2 separate regions of the Homo sapiens genome follow, and region 2 is linked to region 1. The links are chromatin loops, found by intact Hi-C in ENCODE. Cell type or tissue: HepG2. All regions are shown on one strand.

Evidence for each region. A loop is a pair of places that touch in the nucleus more often than their neighbours do. Peaks named below come from ENCODE experiments on the same cell type or tissue, not always from the same donor. Only the 100,000 strongest peaks of a DNase experiment are listed, where the experiment ranks them.
Region 2: a loop joins it to region 1, with 5 times the contacts of the local background. A loop is called at or near these places in 4 of 110 quality-filtered maps.

What each region holds. Positions count from the first base shown.
Region 1 is chr6:119,169,988-119,172,487 of GRCh38, reverse strand. No RefSeq gene overlaps it. Among named protein-coding and RNA genes, the nearest start is that of FAM184A, 93 kb to the right of the region's middle. In HepG2, no CTCF peak of the experiment used is centred here; DNase peaks (open chromatin) are centred at 1,527 and 1,877; H3K4me3 peaks cover 809 bases.
Region 2 is chr6:119,346,435-119,348,934 of GRCh38, reverse strand. MAN1A1 (mannosidase alpha class 1A member 1) reads left to right here. Exons shown (of 13, transcript NM_005907.4): 2 at 1-472. Among named protein-coding and RNA genes, the nearest start is that of MAN1A1, 2.1 kb to the left of the region's middle. RefSeq lists a silencer at 24-143 and an enhancer at 354-703. In HepG2, no CTCF peak of the experiment used is centred here; DNase peaks (open chromatin) are centred at 434, 1,154 and 1,761; H3K4me3 peaks cover 2,500 bases.

The DNA of each region.
Region 1 (2,500 bases):
ATTCCCCCCCAACAAAAACAAAACAAACAAACAAAAAAAGCTCTTGGTTTCTGTAGCAGTGGAGATGTAAATTATATGCAACTAACACTTACCTTTTCTTCTGGCACTCCCCACACAAGAATAAGGCTGTTAGCTTCTGAAGAGAGGCTAACACTGTTGAACAAAGTACCCATAGTCCACTTCCTTCCCCCCATATGCCTCACTCCTGCTGGCCTTCACTTTTCTGTATTATCCCTGAAAAGGCCTTCCTGGTCTACCTCCTTCCACTTCTTGGAAAATGTCTATTCCTCCTTTTGAGTCTCAATTTATATGTCTGTGACCAGTCTGCTTCTCATTCCAATTTGTTCTTGCTTCTTATGGGACTCCAAAGGACTTTGTGCAAACTCCTATTCATGTGTCACACTATATTGTCATTACTGGTTTTCATTCATTCATTCATTCCACAAATATTTCTTAAGTAACCAGAATATTTCAGATACTGTCATAGGTCCTGGGGAATTTAGCAGTAAGCAAATTAGACTTGCTTCTTGCAAGTCTTGACTAGGAAAAAAGGCAAGTATGCAAAAAATAGAATTTTTAAAATTTAAAAAGGAGGGCATCATGGCTTATTTGCTAATATAAATACTGGATTTGATATAGCATCTGGAACACATTTGTTTTCAACCCAAGTTTACCCTTCCATTCTTCACATAGGAGGCACTCAGTGAACATTTGGTGAAGAGTGAACAAATTGTTAAGAAATGAAGAAAAAGTGAGTCTCAAACTCCTGTTCAAAAACATCCACGATTTTCATCTTAAGTTTGCCTGCAACAGAACACAGCCCTGCTAAGCCCTACTAACTCAAAGTGATACTTCTATCTACAAAGTTGAATACAGATTCTATTTTTAGTGAAAAATCTGGTGTTTACCTTAACTGTGAGACACCTAAGTATAAGCTGCCATTAGAAAAATTGCATCACTACAATTTCAAAACAAACTTACCAAAAGTAGGATGGTTTTCTCATATTTTAGTATGTTCAAAATATACCAACTGTCTTAGGGAAAACCCACAAGAGTCCAAGCTATATTCTTTCCTTGTCATTGCTTGTGAACTATTCACTATCCTTGAGATCAACAGACATATCAGATATTCTCAATTCCGCTAGAGTTTGTCTTGTTTGTTTTTGGTTTGAGGGTAGGGGAGTCAGGGGATGTTTTTGTTTGTTTGTTTGTTTGTTTGTTTGAGCCATTATCGATGCCTAAATTGGCATGCCCACACATCCAGGGCTGGCTTCTTCTGTTCAATGGAACACTTGAAGAGCACTGTGAGTGATGTAAATAATAAAGAACTTCTCTGTAGTGACTGCAACCTTTCTGTAATCCTCTCTAGTAATAGGACCAAGGATTCTAGGGCTAAAGCAAATCCATTAATAATTGTATTGCTACATTTTTTTCAAATAAGTTCACTTTGTTGTTCCAAGCTGACTTTTCTTCAACCATTCTAACAGAAACGAAATGATTGATTACGATTTCGCCATCATCCACCTTATCTTCTTATCTCTACCTCCAGAGGAGGTGCTGACATAATGATCAAAGAACAGAGAGGGAGAAAAACAAAGGATCTCAGAGAGATTAATCAGTCCCTGAAAATCTGAAAGTGACTTTTGTCACCATTATAAACCAATATACAGGATTTCTTTAAACACTAGATTTTAAAAAAACCATATAGTATGTCAAAGCCACAATTAAAAAGAATTTTAACAAGCTCTTGAATTTATTTTGCTGCTTTAAAAAATATACGATAGATTGCTTTCTTCTTTTTGGTCCTCTTCAAACAATGATGATTGCATTAAGGGGAAGTTTCAAAATTTCCACATTGTGTATCTGCGCTTTTAACCTCTCCCAAAGATTAGATAAAGACTGCCAAACCAAAAAAGCATTCTTGGCTCACGTACACAGCTCATTCTTTAAATAGAAGTTTCAGCACGTCCAGGCAAAGACTTCTAAAGATTCTTTATCTATTGATTAACTGTAGAGGATATTCTGCTTAAAACGAATCTTAAATACTCTCTAAAATAAATGTTTTATTCTACATTAGGGTAAAAGGTGTAAAGGGAAAAATGAGACATTGCTACTCCTCTCCCATCCTACAAATATATGTTACATTTTTGCCTGCAATATTTCTATAAAAAGTTGGAAGTAGGAAAATAATCCACTTGGCAATGAAATTGTATTTCTCCTCCTGAGATGGATATTCAAGAACTACTACTCCAAGAATTACTACTCCAAGTAATTCCAAGTAGATATCCAAGAATTAATACTCCACTGGGCAGAGGTCACTTGGTGACTCCCCCGGTACACAGGAGAAACTCCCTTGAGACCACTGGCTAAACTATTGATGGACCCCACATCTCAAATGGGGTCAGAAAAACCCCCTTCCTTTTTCTGTGACTCTGATGGTTAAGAATATACCAATATACCTAGATAGAACCCTGAGAAGCAGGCAGCATATAGTGAAGAG
Region 2 (2,500 bases), 180 kb before region 1:
GCTGCTGGTATTCAGCGCCTTCATCACGCTCTGCTTCGGGGCGATCTTCTTCCTGCCAGACTCCTCCAAGCTGCTCAGCGGGGTCCTGTTCCACTCCAGCCCCGCCTTGCAGCCGGCCGCCGACCACAAGCCCGGGCCCGGGGCGCGCGCCGAGGACGCGGCCGAGGGGCGAGCCCGGCGCCGCGAGGAGGGGGCACCCGGGGACCCGGAGGCCGCCCTGGAGGACAACTTGGCCAGGATCCGCGAAAACCACGAGCGGGCTCTCAGGGAAGCCAAGGAGACCCTGCAGAAGCTGCCCGAGGAGATCCAAAGAGACATCCTACTGGAGAAGAAGAAGGTGGCCCAGGACCAGCTGCGTGACAAGGCGCCGTTCAGAGGCCTGCCCCCGGTGGACTTCGTGCCCCCAATCGGGGTGGAGAGCCGGGAGCCCGCCGACGCCGCCATCCGCGAGAAAAGGGCAAAGATCAAAGAGGTGAGTGGGCCGCGCCAGAAATCCCTCCCGACCGGCCGTGTTTTTCAGGGAGAAACGGCAAGCCTTTGAAACTCTGAAGACTGCAACAATGCAATGTATGGGGAGATGGAGGTTTGCCCCTTCCACCAGGTGCTGTGTCAAAAGCTCTTTCTTTTCCTGTTTCCAATATAGTAGTAGATGTGTCCAGTAAGATCTAAGGTCAAATCTCGTTGCTTTTAATTTGCATGCTCTTGCTCTGGTGACCACAAGCCACACGAGGTGGGTATAAATACATGGGCAGGTAATACGCAAACCTCATTCTCTGGCCGCTACACGGTTAATCGCCCCACCAGTAACAGCGACGGCACTGATCAGCCCCCTGGTAAGGATTGGGGACGTGGCTTTAAAGTGAGTCTTCACGCGTGGTAAAGCTAGCCAGCATACCCCGGGTTCAGCTGTGTGGCCCTTGTCTGCCAGGTGGCATTCTGTGTGTACTTTCAGACTATAAAGGTGAAACCTGAGAACTTCCCATCATCGAGGGATACTATTGTTTACTTTTTTAAAAAATGAAAATATAAAAAGCCAGTCGGCTGCCTCTTGTATTTCTAATGCACAGCCAGAAATAGGGTATTCCATGTGATGCAACAGGTTTGCCTCCACAGCAGCACAATGGTGACAAAGTTAATCCAGGATAAACATGGACTTTGATACATCTTTCCTAATTTCCTTCTCGTAATTTTCAGTTAGAACTTGAAACATGTGATTAGGTCAGGACCAGCTTAAAGCTGAAGGGGGCCGTAAAAAGTCCTTTCAGGCTGTCATTTTCAAGATGAAGATCGAAGGGCCCAGAGCTCTAGAACCCGTTAGTGATGAGTCAGGACTTGAAGCCCGAGGTCCGAACTTCCCCCAGTCACCTGTCACCACGCGGTCTGTGGACATGCCTCCTCTCTGAGCTACTTCCCTGTGTGAAACGGTGCCAGCCTGCGTTTTACATAGAAAAGCTGTAGGAACCACATTAAAAGCATGTCATTCCAAATCTTGGTTCAATTTTCTAAAATATGAATGGAAGTAATATTTTTGCCATTTAAAAAATAATACGATCTGTGAAAATAAATATTGTATTTTCATATTGGGTAGGTAATCAGGAGAGGAAGTCCCTGATCCCATTTTCAGAGAGTAAACAGATTTTTGAGGTGGTTGAGAGGTGTTTAGCTTAAGTGGCTGCAGAATGAAGGCAGCAGGATTGTCATGGGATTTGTGACTTTGTATTATAAGATCAGCTGAATTTGGTTAAGCTGTAATTGAGCAAGTTAAAGTGGACTTGGATCCCTTTCGGTTTAGGAAGAATGTCTTCATCCTTCCTATGCAGATAGCTTCCTTCCACAGTCCATCAGCATATCTGCTTTTCTGAGACCCCTCCTCAGGGACAGAACCCTCCCATACTTGGGGGAATGGATTCTACTTTCCAGAACAACTGTCTAGCAGTTTCCTTTCTCCATGAAATCCTGCCTGTGCTACCAAATCAGGAAGGTGGAACAAAGCTCTACCTCTTACCAAATCCTCCCAGACTCCTTAATAATATCCAACCAAAACCATAGGAAATTAACCCAAATGATCTGTATCTGCCTGTGTTTCTGTTAAATTTGAACGGTGTAATTCATACATTTCATGCCTCCAAAGTCATACGAGCTGCCAGTTAGCTAGTACAAAAATCACAGTTGTCCGAGGAAAAGATTTTAATACGAAAGATACATAGATGTTAAGCTGTTGGTACTGACCAAGAGTGATTACAAGTGCATTCAGAGCAGAACCAGTGGGGCAGTAGCAGTCTCAGACTCAGGACAACATATTAACAGTGTGCATATCCATCCAGTAGATCCATGTTGTCTGTATGCCTAAATCACAAGGTCTTAATTAACCGTGTAAACGAGATTTACGTAGTCTCTGTCTAACATCTTAGCACCTAGATGTTTTGAAACCGCTCAGTCTTGCATAAAGCAGTGGAACTAAATGTGTTCTTTAAAATTCCTTGTTGCTGTGAGAACCCAA